Linked DNA regions of Homo sapiens: regions 1 and 3 are each linked to region 2. A link is a loop called in an ENCODE intact Hi-C map of the cell type or tissue named here. Cell type or tissue: heart left ventricle. All regions are shown on one strand.

Region 1 (2,500 bases), 50 kb before region 2:
CTAGGCACCTTCAAAATTGAGAAGCATGGCTTTACTTGACTGGGCTCCCTGAGGACAGGGAGTGCCCTGTTCATCTCAAATCCTCAGCCTCTAGCACAGGGCCGGGTATATAGTAGGTTAAATCTGGATGAATCAATGTCATAACCAAAAGGCTAAAACAGGTTCAGAACCAGGGGAAACCATTGGAAAATCTTCAGGGTGATCCGGGGTGTGGAAGGGAGGAACCAGGTCACAAGAAGGACCTCTTTCCTGGAGAGTCCTGTTTCAGCAAAACAGCCATTCCCTCCTGGCCATTCCACCTTCTTTGGAAGTGCACCCCTCTCCAGCTTACCCCTGCCTGCCTCCGCAACAGATATTAAGGACAACTGCTTTGTGCCAAAGCTCGAAAATCTGTGAATTTCCGTTCCTTTTGCCTTTACAGTCTCAAGAATGGGATGTGAAGATCAGGGTAATAATAATTACGGTTTATTGACACGTACTGAAGGCTATGTGTCAGATATTGTATTAAACACTGTACATCTCATTTAATCTTCAACTCCATGAGGTAGATAATTATTTCCATTTTACAGAGGAGGAGAGGAAAGGACAGAAACATTAAGTAGCCTGTCCAAGGTCACACAACTACGTTAACGGAGCTGTCATTTGAACTAGTCAGTCTGGCCTCACAGTTAAGCTACTTAACCTTATGTACTATTATACCTATTTTACAGCTACCAAAAGTAAGGATCCGAGAGGTTAAGTAACTTGCCCGAGGTTACACAGCTAGCATGCTATTAACACTCAATTTAGAAACTGGAAGTCTGGTTCACAAGCCTGAGCTCTTAACCACTGAGACTAGGGGTAGTGGGATACAGGCCAGAGCCCAGAAGGTTGTACGGGATCAGGAGACCAGGCCACCAGACCCGCCCCTCACTGGATCCCCCTCCAGGCTGCAGTGTAGTTGGCCGCTTTCTGCCCCAGAGCGCCAGAGGTATGAAGCCTCCTACCTCCAACATTGGGAGATGGAGGTCCTGGGGGCCTCGGGCCGAGCCCGGCTTTGCTCCCCTTTGGCGTAGGTGCCTGCGTCTTGACCCCCACCGAAGGCCAAGTAGAGAACCCTCACCAGGGTCCTGGGACCCGTCCACCCCTACACCTAGCTAGCCCGGAGCCTCTCAGCTCCGCGTCCCCACATCCTCCGGATGCCCAGCGGTTGCTGAGATACCGCGGGCCGTTACGCCGGCGCGGACTGATGATGTCAGCACTGCTTCCGGTCGGTGGCGCTTCTCTCTGGCCCGAGCCAGGTCAGTCCGGCAGTGCAGATGGCCCATCCCGGGCTCTGGGCTCCTAGACCGGGGTGGGCCCTGCCAGGAGTGGGCCTGAGCCTCGCACGTCCTCTGAAACTACGCTATGCTCTGCTTTTGCGGCGCGATGGGCGTGGGAGCGGGGGCTGCCCAAAGATGGGCTGGGGTTGGAGGAAGTGGCCCGGTAGCCGCTGTGTGTCCTGAGGCCGTAAGGCGCCTGACCCCACCCCTGAAGCTGGCGACGGAGCAGGGCCTGTTTTCTCTACACTATAGTGTAGGTTCCAGAGACCTGGGCCTGAGCTCTCCGCATTGGTACTTCATGGGTCGTCTGGATTGTGCCGGACCTGTGACCCTGCCGTTGTTTTCTTTCCAGCATGATCCGCTGGGCCCCCAGCGCATCTCCTGGAAGAGCCCACTCACCCTGGACGAGCTCTTCGGTAGCCTCAGACCGTCCTTGAAGAGGATGACTGAGACATTATGGGCCACGCGCTGTGTGTCTGCTCTCGGGGAACTGTCATCATTGACAATAAGCGCTACCTCTTCATCCAGAAACTGGGGGAGGGGTGAGTGTTTGGAAGTCAGTTAACTAGTCCTCAAGTTTATGATCATTGAAGGACAGCGGTGTGCATATGCTTGGGGCACAAGGGTTTTATCCCTATCCCTGTCCTCTCTCACCTGACAGAACCTAGCTACACAGTATCAAGAAGGTGGATTCTGGAGCCAGGCCTGCTAAATCCACCTCGTGTGACCTTGATAAACCATGTTTTTTTCATCAGCTTAATGGAGATGATTATTATCCCTCACTGATGGAGTTGTGAGGATTAAATGAGATAATGTGTATAAAATGTCTCACCCAATGCGGGGTTGACAAGTACTTGATAAGTGTTGGCTATTATTTATTTAGCATCTGTCAAGTGCAGAGGTCTCTATTACGACCATAGGACCTCAAAGATTTCTATATCTCTGCTCCTGAGGAGCTCACGGTGTAATATTCTTCAGATTTCTCTTAGAGCCACATCTTGGGAAGGTTTCTGCTAAATGGGAAGGACACCCCACTCCCCACCAGGAAATTTCTCTAGGTCCAAGCCATGTGGGAGATGACCATGGCCCTTTATTGACCCCTTTGGCCCACAGTGGGTTCAGCTATGTGGACCTAGTGGAAGGGTTACATGATGGACACTTCTACGCCCTGAAGCGAATCCTGTGTCACGAGCAGCAGG
Region 2 (2,500 bases):
CTCCACTGAGCCCCCCAGAATCCAGAGATCCTCCCACACTCCTTTCGACAGTCTTTGCCTCTTCCCTGTACCCCTTGCTCCCAGCTCGGGGTGGTCCCCGGGCCACATGTCCTGTCTGTCCATGCAGCAGCCACACCTGCCAATGATCACTTTTGTGACTATGCAACTGGAGTGAGAATACTAGCTGCAGATCACAAAAATGACACTGGCAGCTGTGAGGGAGAGAGAGAAAGAGGGAAGAAGGGAGAGGGAAGGACAGAGAGAGGAAAGACAGGCAGCGGGAGGGAGAGGGAGAGACGGACAGAGCAGCAGAGAGAAACTGGCAGACAGGGGAAGGAGGTGGAGAAAAACAGGGGAGAGGGCAGAGAGAAAGGAAGAGAAGCGCGGAGAGGGAGAAATGGAGAGAGAGGGAAAGGGTGAGGCAGAGACAGAGTGAGAGAGAGATGGGGAGAGAGAAGAGGAAGAAAGAGGAAAGGAAAAAGAATGAAAGACACAGAAAAAAGAGGCGAAGAGACGGAGAGGGATGAAGGAGGGACGGAGAGGGATGAAGGAGGGGAGACGGGCAGGCGGGAGTGAGAGACGGAGGGGGCAGCAAGGCAGCGCAGTGCAGGGCCTGGAGACAGCGGGGCAGGAGGGAACTGGAAGGAGAAAGGAAGCAGGGGTCCTGGAGAGGGAGGGGAGACAGAAAGCAGAGGGCCCTCTGGAGGAAGCAGGTGGAGGAGAAGGAGCCAGTCCCGGGAGCGTGAGAGGGAGGGAGCAGAGCAGCAGCGGCCGGCGCGGAGCTGGCCCACGCGGGTGGTGGAGGCTCGGGGAAGGGCACAGCCGGAGCCTCAGGCCTGCTTTTAGGGGTGGGAGCGTGGGGTCTGGAGCGGGCGGCCAGAAGTCAGAGGCCGAGGCTCCAGGCCCGACCCGGGGCTCCAGGCCGAGCGGCGGGCGGACCCCGGCTCCGCCCCCGCCCATGCGGTCCCTCCAGGCGGGGGCGCCCGCGCTCACCTGCGGAAGTCCAGCAGGGGCCGCGTGGAGGCCGGTGTGCCCTCTGCCGGCCAGCTGAGGAAGTGGAACTGCGTGAGCGTGCGCGTCTCCTGGGTCTGCACGTTCTTCAGGTAGAAGCTCCGCACCAGAAAGTCCTCGCACCAGATGTGCTCCGACACCAGGTTCACCTGCCCGGCAGGGGCCCAGGCCTGAGCGCCGCGGGCTGCCCCAGTCCCCGCGTTGCGCGCGCTCTCCTCGCGACCTTCTCGGTCTCTCCAACCACCGCCCGGCCTCCCAGGCCGGTTCAAATTCTAAGTTCCAGCGGTCCCAGGAACCCTGGCTGCCTGTCACTTATCTACTGCTCAGGACCACTAGTAGCTTTTCCACCCAGACACAGCTATTGTGAGCCTCTCGAGGTCGGAGTTTCTCCTCCCTCTTCCTCGCAGGGTCTACCAGAGTATCGGTGCTACACGTGCCATAAACTTGGATGAAATTCTGTAGTATTCTTACTGGATTTTTTTCGTTAACCACCAGCAGGACCAATGAAAGGCTTTTTAAAAAAACCGTCATGTGCTTATTTGGTGGGGAAAAAATTACTATTCAGGCTCATCTGGTGATGAGAAGCTTCTGCTGTGTTCTTAAGGTTTTTTTGTCTTAGTGGGGACTCACGTTCTCCCATTTGTCTGAAATATTTCTCTTTCCCCTGCTTGGCCTCTGCCCAGTTCCCCCTCCTTCTCCACCCCTCCACCTAGTCTCTCTCCTAATGAAAAAGTTTGTTTCTCTTTTACATTAGTAACGTATGTAACGGGTGGTATGTCTTTCTTTGCTTTGGCCACCAGGAAACTCAGAGCTAAATTAGGTTCAATTAACGTAGGTCTTAATCTCAGTCTTTGGGTATCCTTATCTTCCCTGTCTAATATACACTTAGCTGTTAGCTTCTTACCTCGGTTTTGGTGGTTTTATAGTTTGATCTCTGTGCCTTTATCATAAGTCTCTATGAACGCTTTTTGACTCTAGACAGGACACACACACACACACACACACACACACATGTATGTTCTGTAAACAGGACACACACATGTATATATGTGAATATATGGGTATGCATATATGTGTTTATATATATTCATATATGTATGAATCATGAGCAGGGCCAATAAAAGCCTTTTTAAAAAGACTGTTGAGTGCTCATTTGGTGAAGAAAACGTTACGAAAAGGCCATCATCTACTCTTCCCACATCCATTGTCCCCTTGCTGTGGGGCCCTGCTGACCTCATATACGTGGTAGAGGGAGGCACCCTCATCTGGCCAGTAGCGGTCACACTGCTTGACACCATCCTCCACCAGCGGGGTCAGCATGACGATGACGGTGCAGCCGCTCTCCCACACCATCTAGGGACAGAGACCCAGTTGAGCTCCACTCTAACCTCCCTGGGACCTCGTGGCCACAAGGACCCCAGCGAAGCCCTCCCTTTAAGAGCCCACCTGCCAGAAGTCTGCGATGGTATGGGACAGCGGGCCCTGCGTG
Region 3 (2,500 bases), 240 kb before region 2:
CCCCAGGGAGGGCTGACCTGCAGCTGGGTGGTGGGTTCTGAGCCTCTGGGCTCCTGGTCAGGCATGCAGGTGTCTGGGCATACCCCGGCTCCTGGCCCCACCACCCGCCTTGTTCTGTGCCAGGTGGGGTGGGGAGGCCTTGTCTGGCAGCCTGGCTTCCTCCATCTGTCCAGCTTGCTCTGTCTTGCACCTCCTGTGGCAGGCTCTGGACTGTGGGCCACCAGGTCAGCACCCAGCAGCCCTGGGACAGGGCCCTATCGCCCTAGGCTCCTACCATGACACTGCCAGGCATGGGATGAGCAGGCAGTCACGGTCAGGAGCAGCCTTGGAGAGCGCCGCTGATGTCCTCTTCCCCCGGATCCCTGCCTCCATCCCCGGGCGGGCTCTTCACCTTCTCGGCACTACTCCTCCTGCCCATGCCCTGCGGCCCCGGCCCCGGGCCCAGCCCCCCGGCGGCGGCTCACCGGACTTGACGGAGCAATGCACGTGGGCCTTTGACTCGTAATACACCCAGTCAAAGCCGGCCTCCACTGCCAAGCGCGCCAGCAGTCCATACTTATTGCGGTCGCGGTCTGATGTGGTGATGTCCACCGCGCGGCCCTCATAATGCAGGGACTCCTCTGAGTGGTGGCCGTCCTCGTCCCAGCCCTCGGTCACCCGCAGCTTCACACCGGGCCACTGGTTCATCACCGAGATAGCCAGCGAGTTCAGGCGGTCCTTGCAGCGCTGGGAGAGGAATGTGCGCGAAATCAACCAGAGCGAAATCAGCCGGAGGAGCCGGCCGAGGTGCAGGTGTAGGCGCAGCCTCGCCCAGAACTCTCCCGCCACACCCAAGGGAGCTGGAAGCCCGGGAGGGTGCTGTCCCTCTCCCTTAGGAACAGAGGGCCCTGAAGTGCTCCCTCCCTAGCATACAGCCGCCCCCGGGGATCTGGACCGCACGGCGGTATCACAAATCTGGAGGAGGCATGGAGGCAAGCGCCCTGGCGGCGCCTTCACTGGTAGGTGGAGGTCCCCTCTCTCCTGTGCTGTCTTCAGCTCCGGGTATCCATCCCTCCACAGACAGGACTACACCTTTCAGCGCCCGGTCCCTCTGTGCCTCCAAGGCAGGAGGGCCAGCCAGCGGCCGGGAGGGAGGAGTGGCAGCAGAGCCGACTGCCTGCGGCCGGCCTGCGAGGCGTGCAAGGCCCGAGGTGCCCAGTAGGTGTCACCGCAGCCTCAGGGCTGAGGCCTGGGGACGACAGGCTCTGGAGGCGCGGCAGGTGCAGAGCGTCTCGGTAGCTTCAGGGGGTGTGTTGGAGGGGAATCGCCGGCCTGCCTGGATCCCTCGAGCACCACCGAGGATTCCCGCCGGGACCCTCTTATAATCTTAAACCGGCCCACAACCCCGCCAGAGATGACAGGGCCAGGGAACCAGAAACCGGCGGATTAGCGCCAGGGCCGCCCAATGGGGGGCCACATGCAACGTCTTCCTCTGCAAGGCGCAAAAGGGGCTGACAATCCCAGACCTCCAGGACCTCTGCACCGGTGCCCCGCCCCTATACCGTAGGAAGGAACTCCATAAACCAAGCTTCTGATCTCAGGGAGCCAGCTCCACCATCCTCCTCACGTGGAGTTGGGGTAGAGCCGCGCCCTGGGGGAAGGACCGAAGCGGTCATCCTTGGTTGCTGCCTCCTGGTGTGCCTGGGTCCTGAGAGCCCAAGAGACTGTGCAGCTGACTCTGAGAAGAAGCTGGGGCCAGGGCCTTGGTCTGAGGGGAAAGGCCCTTCCACCAGTCCTCGACTCTGAGACTCTGAGATTCGAGGCGCCAACAAGTGTGGGCAGCCCAAGTCTCAACCTACCCCCACCCTGCAGAGCCCGGGCCTCACAGACCCTTGGACTCAGCCTTCCTAGGAGCCAATAGCAGCTACAACCCAGGGCCTCGCAGGTCCTCGCTGGTGCACAGCCTGGCTGGGGGTGCTTACTGCCCAGGGAGGGAGCTCCGCTTGCTCCTTCGTAGACCCTGCCGTCAGGCTTCTAGCCCCGCACCTATGCCCGCCTGCAGCCCTGGTTCCCCGCCTCTCTCCCTCACTGCCACCGCCCCCTCTCGGGTCCAGAGCCCGGGCGTGCGCTGTCAATGATTGCCCAGCCCGTGGCCCGGATCCTTATCTGCATTCCTCGGCGCCCGGCCCGGCCCGGCCACCAGCCAACCTTCGGCCCCGACACTGGCCGGCCAGCCCCGGCGCCAGGGTGCATGCTGAGGGCCCTGAGTCTAGCTGCTCTTCCCAACGGATCTAGAAAGCCAGGGGCCTGCTTTCAGGGGGAAGCCTCGGGAGACCCCGAAGGAAGGGGGTGAAGGTCTCTCCCCTCGCGGACCTGGCTGCTGGGAAGGAATTTGCGCCTCTAAGCTTGGGTGGAGCGCGGGTCCTACTCCAGCATGCAGAGACTAGCGTCAGCCCTGGTCCCTGCCTCCCTCGGCATCTCAGCCCCTCTTTTCCACTCCTTCCCGTCCCCACCACCAAGC

What was found. Hi-C counts contacts between places; a loop is a spot of excess contacts. Peaks named below come from ENCODE experiments on the same cell type or tissue, not always from the same donor. Only the 100,000 strongest peaks of a DNase experiment are listed, where the experiment ranks them.
Region 1: it touches region 2 in a loop (1.9-fold over the local background); 46 of 110 quality-filtered maps call a loop at or near these places.
Region 3: it touches region 2 in a loop (2.9-fold over the local background); 54 of 110 quality-filtered maps call a loop at or near these places.

What each region holds. Positions count from the first base shown.
Region 1 is chr2:219,244,243-219,246,742 of GRCh38, forward strand. GLB1L (galactosidase beta 1 like) reads right to left here and starts at 1,202. Exons shown (of 17, transcript NM_001286423.2): 1 at 987-1,202. STK16 (serine/threonine kinase 16) reads left to right here and starts at 1,237. Exons shown (of 8, transcript NM_001330213.2): 1 at 1,237-1,554; 2 at 1,654-1,843; 3 at 2,415-2,500. The coding sequence starts at 1,758. RefSeq lists enhancers at 918-1,500, 949-1,378. In heart left ventricle, no CTCF peak of the experiment used is centred here; a DNase peak (open chromatin) is centred at 1,229; H3K4me3 peaks cover 1,509 bases; H3K27ac peaks cover 1,332 bases.
Region 2 is chr2:219,293,982-219,296,481 of GRCh38, forward strand. It overlaps PTPRN (protein tyrosine phosphatase receptor type N), which reads right to left. Exons shown (of 23, transcript NM_002846.4): 17 at 2,458-2,500; 18 at 2,245-2,364; 19 at 994-1,160. It overlaps MIR153-1 (microRNA 153-1), which reads right to left and starts at 219; the gene lies at 130-219. RefSeq lists a silencer at 676-1,175 and an enhancer at 866-1,160. In heart left ventricle, CTCF peaks have their summits at 991 (motif pointing left) and 1,192; a DNase peak (open chromatin) is centred at 1,030; H3K4me3 peaks cover 1,111 bases; H3K27ac peaks cover 671 bases.
Region 3 is chr2:219,056,969-219,059,468 of GRCh38, forward strand. It overlaps IHH (Indian hedgehog signaling molecule), which reads right to left. Exons shown (of 3, transcript NM_002181.4): 2 at 465-726. It overlaps MIR3131 (microRNA 3131), which reads right to left and starts at 1,782; the gene lies at 1,720-1,782. In heart left ventricle, a CTCF peak has its summit at 1,198 (motif pointing right); DNase peaks (open chromatin) are centred at 75, 1,183 and 2,103; H3K4me3 peaks cover 1,376 bases; H3K27me3 peaks cover 2,500 bases.